2 separate regions of the Mus musculus genome follow, and region 1 is linked to region 2. The links are chromatin contacts, found by POLR2A ChIA-PET in ENCODE. All regions are on one chromosome and are shown on one strand. The core of a region is the stretch at or near the end of the contact, and the rest is flanking DNA. Distances in the headings are between cores, read along the strand shown. Region 1 has its middle 22 kb from the start of Gm35087. Region 2 holds the start of Scrib (scribbled planar cell polarity).

Region 1 (4,662 bases), core at 114-2,613, 86 kb before region 2:
GTTTTAAGACAGGGTCTACCTCGCTGTATAGCTCTGGTGTCCTGGAACTCACTATGTAGACTAGGCTGACTTCAAACTCATAGAGATCTGCCTGCCTCTGCATCTGGAGTGTTGGGATGAAAGGTGTGTACGACGTTCAGCCAGTGGCTCGTCTCCGTGGACATCTCCTCAAAGGACAGGGTTTCTTGTTCTTATTCACTCAGAATAAAAGCTTTATCATGTGGAAAAGCACCTGCAAGATGGGACTTGAACATTCCTCAGCCCAGCCTCTTAAATCTATGCATTACAAAGTCAATTGCTCATCTGCAGGAGCTCTTGGAAGTCAACCATCATCTGTAAACTGACATACGGGGCATGGGGGTGGGTGAATCTTTTATCTGTATTTTTTTTTCCTTCTTTCTCTCTGAGAAGGTCTTAGTACACACAAGCTAGCCTTGACCTCATCGTGTAGCCCAAGCTGGCCTTGAACTTGACCCTCCTACTTCAACTCTCTACATGCTGGGGTTACAGGCATTTGTCACTTATATAACCCTGTATAACCCTTCCCTAATGGGGCCTCTAGGTACCCAAATGCTGGGACAGGGACATTTCTGTCTATGAGAACGTAACAGATTGGGAACACCAAGCACACAGTGGACGATTCCCACGCCCCCATCAGAGCCCTGCTTGCTGAATTCACCAGCCTTGATTCTCACACATTCCAGAGCCTGTTAGGAGGAAAGTCTGAATCCTCCAAATGACAAGAGTCAGCAAGATATCCAGGAGGGTGGTGCAGTATCAAGAGAGGGCATTTGCTGTAGGACTGGATGGGGCCACCGTTTAAAGGACTATTAGCCACAGAAGGTCAGAGAAGAATAGATGGGAGTCATTAAGGACCTTAGGCTCGTCTTCCCTTCCCTGGGTTCCTCTTTCAGGTTTGGTCAAAAGATGTTGGGCCCTGGGGCCCTGGGCGACACTGGATGGCCAGGCTGCTGGCTGGGCCCCTGTCTTCACCCTCACATCTCACCAGTTGAGGCCCTGCCTGGCCCTCCTTGAGGACAGGGGTTGCAAGAGACAGATCGGGATATATGCTAAAAGCACTTCAAATTTCTCCCCTGGCCTGACCTTTCTTCTGTCTTGGAGGCCAGCTCAGAGCTGCTCCAGCAAGGACCCCTGGGCTGAGGAGCCGCAGAGCTGCAGAGTCTCAGAGTCGCGGAGTCGCAGAGCCACCTCTGAGATGCACTGTTGTGTCACTGACTTCTCCCTTAGTTGTTTCATGACTTCATGTGTGTATTTTAACAAAGCAGCCAGGCGCTGTTATGAGACGCGTCCAGCAGAGGGTAGCAAAGGCTCTTGTTCCAACAAACTCAAGGGCTCCTGGCTCATGCGTGTTGCCAACAGAAGAAAGAGGGTATTGTGTTGGATCTGAGAGGAGCCACCTCAGCTCTTGCAGGACCAAAGGCCTGGGCAGCCTGACATCATCTCAAACAACCCGTGCCCTTGACACTTGAACACACAGCTGACCAGGGTCTCTGGAGAGACGTCGCTGTCTGGGGACAGCAAACAGCCAGTGAGTGCATCCTGGAACAGACTCTCCTCACACACAAGATTCCATATCGCCAAACACCGTGACCCCAGGCAGAAAAGCTTTAGGAAACTCATTGAATAGGAGTTCTTCTAACTGATAACTTCTCTCTCTTTTTTAAGACAGGGTCTCACTATGGAGAGGAGATGGGCCTCGAACTCACCTACCTCTGCCTCTTGAGTGCTGAGATTAAAGGCTTGTGCCACCATGCCCCTCCCCACCACTACAGACACTCTCTCTTAAAATATTTTTAGATGGATTTGCGTTTCGTGTGTGTGAGTATTTTGCCTGCATGTATGTCTTGTGTATCATGTGTGTTCTGGTATTTGTGGAAGCCAGAGGAGTCCCCTAGAATTGGAGTTACAGATGGGGTGAGCCTCCATATGGATGCCAAGAATCAAGCCTAGGTCTTCTGGAACAGTAAGCCAGTGCTCTTAATCCTGGAGTATTTATTAAAAATAGATCCCGGTTACTGCATATAATATATAAAGGAAAAGAATGTGCATTTTGTTTTATTCAAGTCTCTTTGGGCATGAGGAGGAAGATTGTATGACCAACTGGTCAAAGGAGATGAACAATAGCCCTGGAAACATAGTGGGTGCCTTATAGCCTCAGCCAGTGAACCTACAGGCCTGATTTGCATGTGACCACAAGATTGAGCAGGAAGTAGGAAAACATTGGGAAGAGAAGTCAGCCTACAGTGTAGATGACACTCAAAGCAGGTTTGGTGCCATGATGTTCCAAGATCCTCTCCCACATGACCCCTTAGGGTTGCAACCCGGCCTCTAAAGGATCTGACATTTCCCTATGCCAGCAGGCTCTAACCCTGCTAATGCTGCGACCCTTTAGTGCACTTCCTAATGTTTTGGTGACCCCCCACCCATAAGGTTATCTCACTGCTACTTTATAATGGTGATTTTGCTACTGTTATGACTCCTGATGCCAACACTTGCATCTGCTGATGGTCTTAGGCAACGTCTGTGGAAGGGTTGTTCACCACCGAAGAGGTCACGGCCCCCCATGGGTTGATAGCCTGTGCCTTCTGACATCATCTTCGGAGAATATCTCAAATGAGAGAATGTGTCTAAATCCAAAAGAAAAAAAAAGGAAAGAAAGAAAGAGAGAGAGAGAGAAGGAAAGGAAAGGAAAGGAAAGGAAAGGAAAGGAAAGGAAAGGAAAGGAAAGGAAAGGAAAGGAAAGGAAAGGAAAGGAAAGGAAAGGAAAGGAAAAAAGAGAAGCTTGAACATGAATTGTAAAACTCTAAGGGCGATGCCTCAGAGCTCCCAGCCCCAGCCCCTGACCTGCTCAGCCAAGCACTCCTTTGTTGCCCTCTGGCTATGCAAAGCTATCGCAACAGTGTATCCATTGTTTTTGGAAGGAAACTCGAGGCTTTTTTCCACATGGTCTTAAAAATATTTTATTGATCTGTGGAACTATACAAATAAAATGTCTGTATGGAAATTCTACTAAGATGTGTACTGGGTGGTGCATACATCCCCTAACATTTCAGTGCAAGAGAGCTTGAAGGTCCTCAGTGGCTGGTGCCTGCTTTCAGAGGGTTAATAACTCTGAAGACACCCAAACAAACAAACACACTAACAAACTAACAAACAAACCTGTTAGATGGGGAGAGTGCTTTTCACTTGGCAGAGATAGAGTGGTATTTAGCGACATCGGTACCACATGACGTAAGCAGAACCATCATCCACGCATGCCTCATTCATCCTACTTGGGGTTATACCTCACACGACCAAGACCCTTGTGGTAGTTTGAATAGATATGACCCCCATAGACTTATGTGTTTGAATTCATGGCCCATAGGGAGTGGCACTATTAGGAGATATAGCCTTCTTGGAGGGAGTGTGTCACAGTGGGGGTGGGCTTTGAGGTCTCCTATGCTCAAGCTCTGCCCAGTGTGGAATACAGTCTCCTTCTCTGCCTTTGGATCGAGATATAGAATTCTGGCTCCTCCAGCACCATGTCTGCCTGCACACTGCCATGCTTCCCACCATGATGATAATGGACTAAACCTCTGAAACTAAGCCAGCCCCAATTCAATGTTTTCCTTTATAAGAGTTGCCTTGGTCATGGTGTCTCTTCACAGCAATAAAGCCCTAATTGAGACAACCCTTTCCCTGGCATGAGGTGTAGGGTGGTCACTGGGACTGTGCACTGATGCCCCTGTGTCTCCAGTCACACAACAGAGGGAAGCACTGCCTTGTCCTCTTCTGGTCCACTAGGCTGTGTCACCAGTAATAGCCAGTGAGGTAATGGTATTTAGTGCCAGAGAGTGCTAAGCACTCTTACCCCACCATCAGTCAGGAAGAACCACACTGCTCTAGATGGTTGGCTAGGTCCTGGAGTAAAGATGACAGAACTGAGCCTCAGCCAACCCCTGCAGGCGACACGAGTGAGAAGAGGCTGTAACTCTTCAGTCTCTGGGATGCTGGGGATGCTGTCAACTTGACACAATCTAGAAAGTCCTAGGGGACCTTAGTGAGGGGATTGTCTCTATCTAGGTTAGCCTTTGAGCATGCTTGTGAAAGATTGTCTAGATTTGTAATTGGTGTTGGAAGACCCAGCCCACTGTGAGCAGCACTATTCCTTAGGCAGGGGATCATGAACTGATTTCTCTCTGCTTTGGACTATAAATGTACTGTGACTCCCTGCTTCAGGCTCTCGACATCTTGACTGCTTCACAGTAAAGGGCTGTAACCTGGAACAGTGAACTAAAATAAACCTATTATCCTTGGGTGTTTTGTTTGTTTGTTTGTTTAGTGTTTTTTAAATGTATGAATACACAGTAGCTGTTCTTAGACACACCAGAAGAGGGCATCAGACTCCATTACAGATGGTTGTGAGCCACCATGTGGTTGGTGGGAACTGAATTCAGGACCTCTGGAAGAGCAGTCAATGCTCTTAACCGCTGAGCCATCTCTGCAGCCCTAGGGTGGGTTTTGTTGCTGTTGTTGCTTGTTTGTTGTTTTTGTTTGTTTGTTTTTAAAAGAGTGTTTTATAACAGCGACAGAAATGAAACTATGATACCAGGGTGTTTGGCAAGTATGGCACCACCAAGCCTGTCCCAATGTGATGGAGAT
Region 2 (5,261 bases), core at 942-3,441:
TTTCTTCTTGACCTTCTTCAGGTGGGAAGACCCAGCAACATTGGACAAGCCCAACCCATCATAGATCAGCTGGCTGAGGAAGCTAGGGCTTTCAACCGAATATATGTGGCCTCTGTACATCAAGACCTGTCTGATGATGACATCAAGAGTGTATTTGAAGCCTTTGGCAAGATCAAGTCTTGTACGCTGGCCCGGGACCCCACAACTGGCAAGCACAAGGGCTATGGTTTTATCGGTGAGTTTGGGAAGGGCCAAGGAGAAGAGGGAGCCCGCCTCTTACTGGGGCTGGCTTTTCTCACTGCTCATCCTGCCCTGCAGAATATGAGAAGGCCCAGTCGTCCCAGGATGCTGTGTCCTCCATGAACCTCTTTGATCTGGGTGGCCAGTACTTGAGGGTGGGCAAGGCCGTCACACCCCCCATGCCCCTGCTAACACCTGCCACGCCTGGAGGTCTCCCGCCTGCTGCTGCTGTGGCCGCAGCTGCAGCCACGGCCAAGATTACAGCTCAGGTGAGAGCTGGTGCAGTGATGAGTGTGGACAGTGGGTGGACAGACCCACTCAGCCTTTGGGAACTGGCTCTTAGATGGTTTGGGTGGGAACAAAGAACTGACTGTGAGAACAGACTAGAAACTGACTCTGCTTGTCTTTTGGTTGCAGGAAGCAGTGGCTGGAGCAGCAGTGCTGGGTACTTTAGCCACACCAGGACTAGTGTCCCCAGCACTGACACTGGCCCAGCCCTTAGGGGCCCTACCCCAGGCTGTCATGGCTGCCCAGGCCCCTGGAGTCATCACAGGTGAGTCTGAGTTGATCAGGTTCTCTTCCATTCCTTTCCCCTCTCCTCTAGGGTCTGTCTTCAGCTTCCCAACCCATACTTACTTCGGTGTAATCCCTTGAATCCAGGACAGGCTGGCTATCGCCAACCATCTCTTTACTCTTTCCCAAACAGGAGAGTGTATGTGTGGCTATTAAACTCGGTTGGTTTTGCTGCAGGTGTGACACCAGCCCGCCCTCCTATTCCGGTCACCATCCCCTCTGTGGGAGTAGTGAACCCCATTCTCGCCAGCCCGCCAACGTTGGGTCTGTTGGAGCCCAAGAAGGAGAAGGAAGAGGAGGAGCTGTTTCCTGAGTCAGAACGGCCAGAGATGTTGAGTGAGCAGGAGCACATGAGCATCTCGGGCAGCAGTGCTCGCCACATGGTCATGCAAAAGCTACTCAGAAAACAGGAGGTAAGTAGGTGGGCTCGTGCCAGGCCCGCTCTCGGCGGTATGAATGTGAAGTAGTGGGTGATAGGTCGCAGCATTCAGGTGTCTTTCCCACAGTCACAGCAGTCAATTGTCTTTCCTACAGTCTACAGTGATGGTTCTCCGAAACATGGTGGACCCCAAGGACATCGATGACGACCTGGAGGGAGAGGTGACAGAGGAGTGTGGCAAATTTGGTGCTGTGAACCGGGTCATTATCTATCAAGAAAAACAGGGCGAAGAGGAAGATGCAGAAATCATCGTCAAGATTTTTGTGGAATTCTCCATGGCCTCAGAGACTCACAAGGCCATCCAGGCCCTCAATGGGCGCTGGTTTGGTGGTCGCAAGGTGGTGGCTGAAGTGTATGACCAGGAGCGTTTTGATAACAGCGACCTCTCCGCGTGACTTTGGCCTCATTTCCTGGACTTGCACTTGCCCCTTCCTTCCTTTGGGTTTTGTAAAGTGTTAACCGTGGTGTGTCCCTGGGACCAGGCACTCTGCCCAACCCACCCTGTAGTGTACATAAAGATGCAGATACCACTGGCCCTGAAGTCCCTGTGTCTGAAATTGGTCCTGTGACCCAAGCTGGTTGTGTGTGGAATGTCTTATCAGGGTTCCAAGGCACCAGGGACAAGGAGGGCGTTCAGCCTGCTGTGCAGGGGTGAACAGGAGGGACCGGGGTGGACAGGCCTTGCTTTATCTTCCTTTGTGGGGAGTGCTGGCTTGCAGCCTTGCTCACGTGGATAGCTCTGAGAGCTGTCTGGCCCTGAGATCTGTAGGATCCAGGACCAAGAGAGCATTTTGTGGGCGGGCGGGCATCTGAGTTGTTACACCTGCTAGTATGGGTTACGCCAGAGCGAGGCCGGAAATCCCGACATGCCCCGCGCGAGACCGCTACGGGTCGTCGGAGACGCCACGCCGCGTGGCCCTTTGGGAGCTGTAGTTTTGAGCAGAGAGGGCGGGCCTAGGCTTCCCGGCGGGCTGCGCGGCTGGGCGGTTGTCGCGGGCAGCGGCGGCGGTTCCGGCTGCGGTGCTGCGGGCGGATGAGCTGCTAGGTGAGCAGGCCGGGCGGGATGCGGAGCCGCCGCCGCGCCCCCAGCGCCTAAGAAAGCGCTGCCGGGTCAGGCCGTGCTGCCAGCTGTGTGCCGCCGTCGGAGCCTACAGCTCGTATTGAACGCGGGCCGAGCCGAGCGCCGACCCCGGCCACAGTCCGGGACCCGGCTGCCCGCCCCACCCCCGCGCGCGCCGCTCCGCCCGCGCTCGGCGCTCATGCGGGCCGAGCCCCGCCCCCCGGCCCGAGCCCGCCGAGCGCCTCCCGAGCCCGCGCTCACTGCCCGCCCGCATCATGCTGAAGTGCATCCCGCTCTGGCGTTGTAACCGGCACGTGGAGTCGGTGGATAAGCGGCACTGCTCGCTGCAGGTTGTGCCAGAGGAGATTTACCGCTACAGTCGTAGCCTCGAGGAGCTGCTCCTCGACGCCAACCAGCTGCGCGAGCTACCTAAGGTGAGCGGCCGCCGCACCTGCTGCCCCGCGCTCAGTTCTCGGGGTGGTGTATGACTTCTGGGGCAGCCGGCTGGAGCGAGATCTCAGCAGGCGCTGCCCGAGCTGGGCACCGCAACCTCCAGCCGGCCCTGCAGGTTCCTACTGGTCAGAGCCCCGCCCCAGCCAGCCCCACCCTCCTCCAGCCGCCGGTGTTGGCACCTGGTGGCAACCTGTCTGGGGACTAAGTAGATACTGAACCTAAAAGGGGAGCCAACAGAGAAGCCCATGAGAGCACAGGAGGAGGATGGGTCCAGGGTGCGAGACCGACCCGGGTTAGCAACTGTTAAAGCTAGTTGGGCTACTTTAAGGGTAGGAAGTTGGTTTTCTTGCACTGTGTTCTGCCTTCGTTTTGGGAGGAGAGGTTTGCAGTGCTGAGTGGGACTCTCCTAAGATACTTGCAGTGTCAGATCTATTCTGTCATCGCTCAGCGGAGAGCCCACCTTTCACTGTCTGTGTTCCTTCCTGTCGGGTTTGTTTGGGGTTTTTTTTGTTGTTGTTGTTCTGAGGCCACACTAGAAGGAAGGCCAAAGGAGGCAGGTTATGTAGGACTTACTTTTCTGAGATAGGGGACTCAGTGGTCTGATATTCTTGCCGGCTGGTGGCGTTGCGGGTGTTCTTCATAGACCTTTATGGTATCCGTGTGTGAATCTTGGACATTTTGCACTTGTGTTTCTCTCTGGTGCCTGTTGTTGTTATTGCTTTTTTTTTTTTGTTCTGTTTCTTGAGACAGGGTTTCCCCTTCGTAACCCTGGTTATCCTGGAATTCATTCTGGCTGTCCTAGAACTCAGAGATCCACCTGCCTCTGTGGGTACTAAAGATGTGCACCACCCACAACCCACCCCAGTGCTCTCTGGTGTTTTTATTGTTGTTCTCTCTTTGTTAAGCTCTTGCTGTTCATTGTTGGGGTTCCTGAAGAGCTCCAAACTCCTTTAGAAGAGGTAGTTTGGATAGTAGGTAGGATACTGAGAGTGACTGACCCATAGGGCAGAGGGCAGGGGCTATCCATTTGGGAGCTGCTGATGTCTTGCCTGGGGCATGTTATCTGGGTGACATCTGGGTAATAGTGAGAGGTGGGCTTTCCACCGAGAAATGAGAGCGTAGGTCTGACAGTATCTTAGGAGAGTCCCCCTCAGCAGTTGCAGAGTATCATTGCAGAACAGCAGTGGTACATGTGACAAATGACACAAGGGAGACCAGGCATCAGGTGGGCAGGGGTGTGTTTTGCAGGCTTCTTTGTCTGGTTTTTCAGCACACTGGGTATCATGGCTAGAGCCGCAGAACCTTGTGTGACCTGGGATACAAAGAGGTCCAGGACCCTGTGGCCATGATCCTCCTGGTTTGGAAACTCTCCCATACCCATAGGGCTTTGGCTATAGAGCCTGTTCCCCTGATCACATCTTCTGCCCACAGCCCTTCTTCCGACTGTTGAACTTGAGAAAGTTGGGCCTCAGTGACAACGAGATCCAGCGGCTGCCTCCTGAAGTGGCCAACTTCATGCAGCTGGTGGAGCTAGATGTGTCCCGGAACGGTAGGGGGGGAGGGCGGGTGGCACTCCGTGAACATAGGGGGGAGCATAGGGGCTCCTGGGAGCTCCTGAGGCGTGCCATCCTCACGGCACCCTCTCCAAACACAGATATTCCTGAGATACCTGAGAGCATAAAGTTCTGTAAGGCTCTGGAGATTGCAGACTTCAGTGGGAACCCCCTGTCTAGGTAAGTGTTAGCCCACAGTGCGGGTTGGCTCTTGGCCACGGCAGGGTCTAGAGCTCTTCCATGCGTATCTGAGGCCTGTGTTGCTTTGTTTCTCCAGACTTCCGGATGGCTTCACACAGCTACGCAGCCTGGCTCACCTGGCCCTGAATGACGTGTCCCTGCAGGCACTGCCTGGAGATGTGGGCAAGTGAGTGCCCCTTGATGAGTGGATCTGGGTATAGGCAGTGCTTGTCTTGGTTCTGCCTTCCTCAGCCCTGGTCCTTGGTCTCTTTCAGCCTGGCCAATCTGGTGACCCTGGAACTCCGGGAGAACCTGCTTAAATCTCTCCCTGCGTAAGTTTGGGGCCTCCACCCAGCAGAGGTAGAGCTACCCTGGGGCGTGGCCTGAGTGGCCACATGCAGATGTTGTCTTCTGTACAGGTCCCTGTCTTTCCTGGTGAAGCTGGAACAGCTGGATCTGGGAGGCAACGACCTGGAAGTGCTGGTGCAGTGAGGGCTGCCTGGGGAAGCAAGGGTGTGCTGTGGGGCAGCTGCTGCTCCTGGGTGTCACACTGCTTTCTCCTGTCTTTGTCCATTCTTGCAGCCTGACACCCTGGGGGCTCTGCCTAACCTTCGGGAGCTATGGTTAGACCGAAACCAACTGTCAGCGCTGCCCCCGGTAAGTGAGGGTGGGACTGGCTTTATCCCCTACCTGCTGCCCTTTGACCTTTTGTCTGTCTGCAGGAGCTAGGCAATCTGCGGCGGCTGGTGTGCCTGGATGTGTC

Evidence for each region. ChIA-PET counts read pairs that join two places held with the same protein, here RNA polymerase II (POLR2A).
Region 1: POLR2A ChIA-PET joins it to region 2 with 16 read pairs in Patski. The contact joins the enhancer-like site here to the promoter of Scrib in region 2. POLR2A ChIA-PET finds 5 or more read pairs at or near these places in 2 of 5 experiments (Patski and embryonic stem cell).

Annotation. Positions count from the first base shown.
Region 1 is chr15:76,152,777-76,157,438 of GRCm38, reverse strand. No RefSeq gene overlaps it. Among named protein-coding and RNA genes, the nearest start is that of Gm35087, 22 kb to the right of the region's middle. Within about 2 kb of position 1,363, at least 1 of the 3 ENCODE cell types and tissues checked has a DNase peak (open chromatin) inside an H3K27ac peak, as active enhancers do.
Region 2 is chr15:76,066,714-76,071,974 of GRCm38, reverse strand. It overlaps Scrib (scribbled planar cell polarity), which reads left to right and starts at 2,191. Exons shown (of 36, transcript NM_001310543.1): 1 at 2,191-2,746; 2 at 4,197-4,314; 3 at 4,420-4,498; 4 at 4,596-4,685; 5 at 4,774-4,830; 6 at 4,918-4,981; 7 at 5,081-5,155; 8 at 5,221-5,261. The coding sequence starts at 2,588. It overlaps Puf60 (poly-U binding splicing factor 60), which reads left to right. Exons shown (of 12, transcript NM_028364.2): 8 at 22-235; 9 at 319-509; 10 at 658-793; 11 at 991-1,226; 12 at 1,348-1,793. The coding sequence ends at 1,647.